Linked DNA regions of Homo sapiens: region 1 is linked to region 2. Evidence: chromatin loops called from intact Hi-C (ENCODE). Cell type or tissue: IMR-90. All regions are shown on one strand.

Region 1 (5,000 bases), 250 kb before region 2:
TACGAAATGAAAAATTCAGGCAAGTTACAGCAAAGAGCCCAGATAAACAAGGGAAAAAATGCTTGTCTATGAGCAATCTACCAAATCAGGATCGCTACTTGGAAGCATTCAAAATTAGTCTTTATTATTAAAGTACATTTTTTTCACAGGAAGAAAGACTTCCTGTATATGTCTAAACGGTTGATGTAAAAGTGCAGCTGGCCATACATAGGCTAATCCACATTAATTTAATATTAAAATACAGTATGCCAGCTCTTTCTAAATTTGCTCCAGAGCAATAGATGTCTTGGGAGTCCATATTAATGAAACATTATGTTGCTCTAAGCAAAAAGGAGCCCTGCGGAACAGCCCTGAAAAGAAGAAAAAGACCAGGAAACTTCACAGGCTGCTCTGCTCAAAAAGAAGATTAAAAATACCCACTAGAAGAATTAGGAAACAAATACAAGAGCACCTTTTTCTTTAATTTCTCCACTTTCCTCTTTCCACATATGATTTAACACAAGTTTTGCCATAATAGGCTGTCCTTAATAAAGACAACACAGAATGAATTAATAAGTGAATGAATGAATAAAAAACAAATGATTGGATAGAATGGTTCATCATTTGGGATCAATATGTCTATGAAGGATAGTAATGAAAGTATAAGTAGTTGTCAACAGTTTCCCTCTTCTTTCTCACTCAGCAGCAGCCACATGTTCTCACTGTCCTTAAGCAGATCTAGTAGTTGCGTGGAGTGCTAAAGTCTAACTGTGAACTCATCTTTTAATGAAGACGCTAATTTTTAAATCACATGGATGCTATTGATTTGTTTGGCATATCTCATGCATCAATACATATAACATGCATCATCACATACTATAAATTTTTTAAATGTATAGACCCAAAAGATTGTTTTAAGACATAGTAGACCCAAAGTGGAACAATGAATGTGTGAACAACAGTCAAGAAAAAAGTTTAGTTAGTGCTTCATGAGAATACTCATTCAATTAGGAAGTACACCCACTGCTTACTCTAACGTACGTCCTCGTCCTAACTCAGAAACACATTTTGATACTGAGATGACTTCCTTGGCTACACAGGGCCTCCATTTCCCCCCAAAAAGAGGGTTGGATCAGGTGGTGGTTATGGCGTCTCCCAGTTCAAAAAGCCAACAGCATCATTTCAGCGAGGAGTAGTTTAAACTAATGTTTAAAGTATTACAAGTGCCAAGCACTCCAAATAGACTTTAACCACTAAGTAAGAAACCCTGGGCTATTCTCCAAGAGTCTTAAAACTTGCTTAGAGTCCAAGAAGACGGAATTGCTGAAAATAAGTTGTGTTGCCTTAAGAATAGGAACCAAAATATGGTTTTAACCAAAATATTTGATTTGTGTGTTAATACAGACACACTTTTTGTTCTCTGTCCCAGCTTTTAATATTACAAGTCATTTTAAAGTCTAAAACTACGATCAATGGGTTTTTAATGTCATATTTCTCTTAGATTGTTGCTGTTGTTGTTGTTGCTCGGGGTTTTTAATTTCATTTTTCACTAGAAATCTTAGAAATCTGTCAAAGAATAAAGTATGTCTTTGGGCATATATACTATACTTCAAGTTACATGCATTGGAAATTTTACATATGGTATTATCATTGCTTTCAGATTTAGATATTTCAGCTAACACACACGTAGACTTCCCTAAATCAATCCTACCCCTCCACTACCACCTCCACCACTGCTTTTCAAAGGATTTAGCCCATTACACAAATGTTGCTTATATGTATTTCTTCCAGGCAGCTCCCATTGTCTGCAAGTACTCTCTTCAAAAACAAATTCAAAAGTAAAGTTAAATGCAGTCATATTACAGAGATAGCAGCAACAATATTTGGTTAACATAACTTCCCAAAATGTAATGTGTGGTTCGAATAAATTTGTTGGGAAGTGAATGTTTGCAGTAGAAGAGTATAAGCAGATATAAACATCAGAACCTTTACGATTAAATCAACAGAACGCCATTGAAATGTTCTATATCAATGAAGAATGGCTTTAAAGTACAATGCTTTAGTAAACACAGACCCTCACTTTAATCAGTAATTTTAAACTTCCCTTTCACCAAACATTTCACGAATGCCTGCCAGCATGAGATATAATCGGTTAATGTAAGGTTCACCCTCTTCTCCTTTGTCTCCACTATACACATATTTTGAAAATGGAAAGACAAAAAAATGGAAACCAGGGTATTTACAAACGTAATTATTAGCACCACAAAGATCCATAATTCCCATTATTTTATACGTATATTGGAAATGGTTTGTAGCTGCATATGATACCAATACGTATTCACTCCTATCAAAAGATAACAGTCACACCTAAAGGCACATTTCTGTGAAAGCCATTTCACAAAACAGGAAAAAAACTGAATTTTGAAATGATAGAGCTTTGCGTCCTTCTGCCAGGTGTTTTATTTTTATCACATAGTTTCTGTAAGAGAAATTTAGGCACAAATAGTCTTTCTCAATTAGGCCAGCTGGTGGCGGTGTTGACTGCATACCAGAACAGCCTAAACCTGGCAAGAGCTTCTCATTGTTTCAGAAGAGTATTTCCCAAGAAATACAAATGAGTTCATCTTATCTGTGTTTTGAAACTTTCAAAGATATTATTCCCTCATATCAGCGACTACTGTGAACTCCCTTTGTAAAGCCTGATGATCCGTCTATTTCTCTTGGCTCTGTGTACAGCATTCAAGAGACAGGACGTGTTTCATTTCCAAGGCTTAGTTAATCGATGGATATACATTTTATCTGTTCACAGCTAGCACCACTGTTTACCTTGCCCATGACAGGGCTTTGAAACTACATGGGAATTTTCCTATAAGCAGAAGAAAGGGCAACATCTGCATGAGAGAAACACAAGTTTATATTCGGAGTTAGAAACATTAAAATCGTCCAGGCCGCTGTCAGATTAATGTGTATACAGACCCACTCTGGGTATGCAAATCAGGATCTTCCCACGAACTTCTCTTTAATTGTGCTTTTACTTGATATGTCCTTATCTGTGTGTGTGTGTGTAATCTGCCTACTTAATGGAACAATCTCTGACACCAGGGCTTTGAATCATGCCAACAAGATAAACTGAAACCGATCATATTGTCAAAGAGGCATTTATAAATGTAAATACTTCTGTATAATCTGAATAAAATTTTCTCTTTCTTTATTACCAAAGTTCTCAGGTTTACTTACATGCTCCTCTCCTCTCCATATGCATTGCTGAGTTAGTTGTTCATTCCTTTTCTGTAGAATAGAGTTGGCAAATTTTTCTTAAAAGATCAGATCATAAATATTTCAGGCTTTGGGGACCAAGAGGTAAAGTCGAGACTATTACGTGGGCACCTACATAACCACTTAAAAACGTAAAAGCCATTCTTAACTCAAGAGTAGTACCAGATGCAGAGGAAGGACAGATTTGGCCTTGCAGGCCAAAGTTTGCCAATCATCTTCTAGAGAATAAATTCTATCATGGGATGTATGTATATTTTTCCAGTAAAATCCACAAAGACTGGCAGAAAAAAAGACTCTAGCCTGTATATGATGTTAAAATTTTTCTAGTTAAAAATTTTCCAATTTAAAGCTACATATTAGAATTTGATACTAATCATTTATACTTTTTAAAAATGCATACTATTATCACTAAGAAATAAAAATCCTGGACCTGAGATCAGAAAATTTGGCCCAAGAGACACTCATAATGCTGCACAATGGGCTGTGTGTGGCGACAGGGGCAAGAGAAGACAACCAGAAACACCCCCAAATAAATAACCATAATGCTGTGCACAACATACCAAGCACAGCAGGCAATTTTCAGTAACCACCTTATAGCGTGTTTTAAAACTTAGTGTTGACAACACAACATTTTTTTCTTCTTATCGTTAAACATTTTTAGTTTTATTTGTTTTAACTGACTAATAACAATTATACATATTCATGGAGTTCATAATGATGTTTCAATACATATAAAGTGAGTGATCAGATCAGGGTAATCAGCATTTCCATCATCTCAAACATTTATCATTTCTTTGTGTTGGGGACATTTCATAGGCACCAATACCTTAAATTTTAAATTTAGAATTTATATATTTTTGACAATTATTAGCACTGTAGGTTTTCAAGAAAAGATCCCCCTTCTTGCAGACTTGGGACTGTGCAGGGAGCGCTCCGGAGGCCAGGACAAAGGGTATCAGCGATGGGCTGGTGTTGATGTCTCTTCCCTGGAGATCTGAGAGAATGAGGAACTAATCTGTTGAACTAACTTAGAATGAATCATGAGTTTTGGGTTCACACTTTGTTTTTTTTTTTCCTTTCACCAGCAGCATAGGGTATTTTGCAAACTAGATTAGCTAGTAGAAAAGGAATGGCATGAAATAACAGACTCACTCAATAATTATTTGACTTTGCAATATGGTCAAAAATATTCTCAGAAGCTTACTTTTTGAAAATGAAGAAAAGAAACTTGATATGCCTGCATGCTGGGCCCTGACTTAGAGCTAATAGGGACCTTCAATATCATCCAGTTCAGCCCTCTTAGTTCACAGGTGAGTAAATGACAGCCCAGAGCACTTGAGTGGCTTGCCCAAGGCCACACAGCAAGGAACTAGCTATTCCAGGCTGATGCGTAATCAATCTACTTAACAGCAAACTTTCTAGCTCCAGGGACAGAACCAAAAGCAAGTTATTTTTCTTGAAATGAATGGGTCTTTACTTAGACTCACAAGGTAAGAGTAAAATATGAGCTATTTTGAATGCTTTCCAGCATTGTCCAGAAACCCAATAAAAATGGGAATTAAGGGATACAACTCTCACTACTACTCCAGATAGGATAGGTGCAAGCTGTGGAGAGCCGGGGGTTCGGGGGGAAGTGGGAGGTGGGTGGGGGTTTGAGAGCTGGCCTGCAGATGCCCAGGAACCTGAACCCTGCCTCCTCCAGTGGTCACCAGCCACACTGTGTCTGAGGGTCTCCAATGCTGGCA
Region 2 (5,000 bases):
CTATTTATAAAAATGGTGGGTAAAGAGTAAGTTAGTAAATACACTGTGAGTAAAACTTTTCCTTTTTTTTTTCTTTTTTTGAGACAGAGTCTCGCTCTGTCGCCCAGGCTGGAGTGCAGTGGCACCATATTGGCTCACTGCAATCTCTGTCTCCTGAGTTGAAGCAATTCTCCTGCCTCAGCCTCCCGAGTAGCTGTGATTACAGGTGCCCACCACCACGCTCAGCTAATTTTTGTATTTTTAGTAGAGACAGGGTTTCACCATGTTGGCCAGGCCGGTCTCCATCTCCTGACCTCAGGTGATCCACCTGCCTTGGCCTCCCAAAGTGCTAGGATTACAGGTATGAGCCACCTTGCCCAGCCAGGATTCTTGATTAGATTACAGTATGTAATTTACATAAATTAAGGTGAAGACATAAATGATACTTTGTTTAATACCATAATGTATCTCCCCCGCCCCCAAAATTTGTATGTATATTTAAAAAAATTAGACTTAATACCTCTTTTAAAATACATAGTAAAGCTTGATATTAAATATGATTTCTACTTTATCCTTACATATGGCGGAGTTTATAAAATTTGCCTTGTTAAAGTTGGATCCTTAAAGTTAGTACGGTAAAATAAAATGAAATCTTTTCTAGTTCAAAAAATGTAATGCGTAAGAATTTTTTCTGCTACTTTGTACTGTAAATCATTAATTGGATACCTTACCAGTGCCAGCAAGAAATAAATCATATGAAAATGGTTTGAATGTATCAGATTTCTATTTTTTGAAAAATGTCTAAGATCGAAGATGAGTGATTAGTAGGTATCACTTTTACTCTTTGAAAAATGGCAGAGTATGTTCCTAGTTTGGAAATGTTAATTTAAAGTGTAATCCACAGCGAATTTAGATTTGCTTTATTTATAAGAAACCGCACATCAAGCCTTGGTTTGGCATGTTACAGCTCCGTTAACAGTTTATCGTTAAGAGACTGATTCTTTAGAAAATGTTGCACCCTGAAAGGTTAGCTCAACTTGTGTACGGTTCTAGTGTTGATAATTAAAGTGAAATGTTTGCCAGAGAAGAGGAGTATTGTGTTGATAGCAATTATGCAGTTATTCTAAATGGGAGCTGATAGAGAAGAGGCAGCAGTTTCGCACTTCTTATGCTGTTTGGTATATCAGGGTAAAAAAACCTGTTCCTGAGTTTCTTTTCTACTCCCATTCCATATATTTCATTGGTGCCAGGTTTTTATTTTTTTAGTATATAACAGTAAAGTCTTTTAGAAATTAGTGGTATTGACAAAATAAACCTTTTAGGACATTCTTCAAGACTGTCAACCCACATTATTAGTACTGATGGTAAATAACCAGTCTTTACCCTGAGTGCATGGATTAATTGTTACATGGTGTAGGGGACAGGGTTTTTTTGTTTGTTGTAACATTCCCATATGGCTCACACTAGAGTGCCTTTCTATTTGTTTGTTTGACACTAACTTATCTTAGGACAATTCAGAGCCAGTATGGTCAGTCCTAAAGGGGAGGCTGAGAGGCTCTTTAGTGTGGTCTGATACATTTCTCCATCTTCCCTAGAGAAGAAGTGTTTGAATATTTGACAGAAGTTAGTCGATTATTATGTCACAATATTTGAGTTATTGGTTGTTTACATAATGTGTGTAAATAATTTTTTCATCTGTTTGCTTTGCATTTGCTTTATATTAAATATTAGGAAAGTGTTTTGGTTTAGTGATCATTTCTTTTTTTTTTTTTTTTTTTTTTTGAGACGGAGTCTCGCTCTGTCACCCAGGCTGGAGTGCAGTGGCGTGATCTCCGCTCACTGCAAGCTCCGCCTCCCGGGTTCACGCCATTCTCCAGCCTCAGCCTCCCGAGTCGCTGGGACTACAGGTGCCTGCCACCACACCTGGCTAATTTTTTGTGTTTTTGGTAGAGACGGGGTTTCACCATGTTAGCCAGGATGGTCTCGATCTCCTGACTTTGTGATCTGCCCGCCTCAGCCTCCCAAAGTGCTGGGATTATAGGCGTGAGCCACCGCACCCGGTTAGGTTTAGTGATCATTTCACTCTATCATTTGGCAAGATATTTAGATTGCAATTTAGCAAAAATTAATTTATCTTATTGGAATTATTTACTTAAGTGACTTAAAATTTCAACTTTTGTTTTTCAAGCATAAGTTCATCAAATTTGCCAAATTAAAATTTATCAGCAGCAATAATGGAAAAAATCTATTGGTTATGTTCAATAATATTATGTTAAATAATGTAACTTCAGTCATTTTTCAGTTTTATAAATTTGCTTCACAGAGAAAGAAATGGAAATTTCCAATAAGCTTTACGTTTGTGTAGGGAAGCAAATTATCCCTAAAGCTTCCTTCTTCATCCCTCTAGATTAGAGACATGATTGTTTTTGAAACTGAGGAAGTTTCTGGTGTGTTTAAGAATGTTGTGCTCTTTTATACACATAGATGGCAGCAAAGAATTAGACAAAGGAAGTGAACCTTGCAGTTGTAGTGAAAGATGAGTGACAGTACAAACTGACTCCATCAGCATAGCTGCCTGTGTCTCATACTTAAACATAAAATAAGAAAGAAAGCTACTATTGATAACACAAGAATATAGGAGAACGAAGAAGGCTCTGAGAAGCTGTAATACACTGAATTTCTGGACAAATCCCAGGTGGGGAAGCTTAATCTTTTAAGGTATGTCATCCACTCCTGTAAGATGATTGAAATCAGCTAAGATAATATGCATGTCAAAATAAAGAGACAGTGAAGGGCTGAGGGGCAGTAGGGCCAGAGGGAAGTAAAAGAGAAACCACGCACAAGTTGCAGCGGCAAGCAATAGCCTGCTGCCTGCGGGCACTGTGGAGTTTGGCCTGCATGTCTCCTCTTTAGTTAAGCAAGTTACAAAGAGGAAATGTCAGTCCACGAATCAGGCAAACATTCCCTGGGAACGTTTGCTCAAATGTCAGCATTTTAGAAAATAGAACTGTAGTCTATTATGGTTCAGTCCCCATACTGGGTTTGCTGTTAAGTGCACAAGCACAAATATATTGCTTAAGAATGCATTTGCTATTAACAAGTCATTTTATGTCTTAATTAACATTCCTAAATAATGACATAATCACTATAAAAGATGACAGTCATCATTATAATTAATATTTAATATGTGTGTGCTTCCGAGGACCTTTCTGTGGCTTCTCACAAATTTCCAAGGTAATTTTCAAGTTTTAGAATTGCATTTGGTGAGATCACAGTCATGAGGATCTAATGAAGTAGAATCATATTTAGTAGAAACTGAGATTCGGAAGTGAGTTGTAGAAAAGCAATTTGTAACATGTCCTTAACAATCCCATCACCTCAGTATCTTACTAATTATAAACGAAATAAGGGCTTCTTAATGCCACTAGAGTAATGCTAACATTGTTTAGGAAAACATTTCTCCTACCCTCTATTTTTTTTCTGGTCTACTCTCAGGAATTTTAGTACCACAGACTAATCTCTGGGTCACAAAATTTATTCTAAAGGTGTGTATAACAACGTGCTTAAAAGCAGTATCTGGCAAGTCTCTCTTGTGACAGCAACGTTATTTCTGACATAATTATTTTCTTAGTAAATTTGATATCTTAACAACCCCTTCCCTCATTTCTGAGTTCAAAAAATAACACTTAATATAATTTATTTCTCATACTTAATAAAAGCTTACTTGAGAGCATATTGCCATTCATCCTCTAGCTGCTTCCCCCAAATGAGGTTAGAAGGGAATGCGGTTTGCGAGGGTATAAGGTGGTTTCCAGCATCGTACGCTGTGTACTGTAATGGGCCTCAATGTTGTTTTAATGAAGCATTAAACATATTCTGGCTGTTGCTTGTTACTTATTAATGATTAATTGGTTATACTCTGTCATATCAGTAGAAAAAGAAGATATGTATGTAGTTTTTCTGTTTTAAGCAGTCTACTGTGTTAACTTCAGTTTGTATGCACAGATATTATCTGTGTTACCCTAATATTTTTAGTAGTGTAGGCGGTTTGAAAACAAGGACAAAGAAAATTCTGATGTCTAAACACATAATCTTGCAATTTTGTGAATTTTTAATTTAATTAAATGGAATTTTATAAGTTGAACTTTCATTATCATATATTTCTTAAAACCAGGGTGTAAGATAATTGAATTAGTCACAATTACATAAACATTTCTTTATAGGTCATTTTTGAGATAGCAAATGGGTTTTAGATTAAAAGGTTGTTTAAAAACAGCTTTTAATCAGAATATAATATGTTTTGCAGGTGACTGCGTACTTTTTCTTTTACACTTTTAGCCCCTCTTTGGCAGGCATTAGATTTAGACTGTGACTTTCTTAATGCAATAACATCGTGCAGATTATTTATGTGACCTTTTCACTGCCACGGTTTTCATTAAACGGACAGTATTGCAACACCATTTCCTTCAATTGCTTGGTTTCAAAAGAATCGTGTCTCAAGCAGGCAAATCTAAGTGATTTGTGTTGCTTACTAACTGAAGAATATTGTTTTAAAACTTTTTTTAAAAACCAGCATATTAATTTTCTTCATATTAGCACTAGAACATTTATTTTCCTTGACAATATTTTATAAATATTTTGCATGAATAATTAAATGTTGGATAATTAATAACATTTTTTTCAATTTGCTTATAATTTTTAAATGGGCTTTTAAAAATGATACACTTTATAGTTTTTGATGCCCTTTTTAAAGTCTAAAAACAGATTTTGTATGAATTATAGGGGACTTCAATGTTTTATTGGCATTTTATAACCAATTTTAATTTATGATGGCTTTACATTTGTTTACGTGACTACATCTTACAAAATCTTAGATATTTGAAAAATTTCCAGTGTAGTATAATAATAGCTTAAGTAATACTTGCCTTGTTTGTCTTTCTTACTTACTTTAACTTTCACATGGTTAATTAAGTAGCATTCCTGTTGATTAATAAACTAGAGCGCACACTGTTGTTTGAGGT

The links. Hi-C counts contacts between places; a loop is a spot of excess contacts. Peaks named below come from ENCODE experiments on the same cell type or tissue, not always from the same donor. Only the 100,000 strongest peaks of a DNase experiment are listed, where the experiment ranks them.
Region 1: a loop joins it to region 2, with 6 times the contacts of the local background. A loop is called at or near these places in 39 of 110 quality-filtered maps.

What each region holds. Positions count from the first base shown.
Region 1 is chr6:2,351,588-2,356,587 of GRCh38, reverse strand. All of the region lies in intron 4 of GMDS-DT (GMDS divergent transcript), which reads right to left. Among named protein-coding and RNA genes, the nearest start is that of GMDS-DT, 110 kb to the right of the region's middle. In IMR-90, a CTCF peak has its summit at 2,508 (motif pointing right); DNase peaks (open chromatin) are centred at 2,537 and 4,367; H3K27ac peaks cover 869 bases.
Region 2 is chr6:2,101,943-2,106,942 of GRCh38, reverse strand. All of the region lies in intron 4 of GMDS (GDP-mannose 4,6-dehydratase), which reads left to right. Among named protein-coding and RNA genes, the nearest start is that of GMDS, 140 kb to the left of the region's middle. In IMR-90, a CTCF peak has its summit at 2,472; a DNase peak (open chromatin) is centred at 2,482.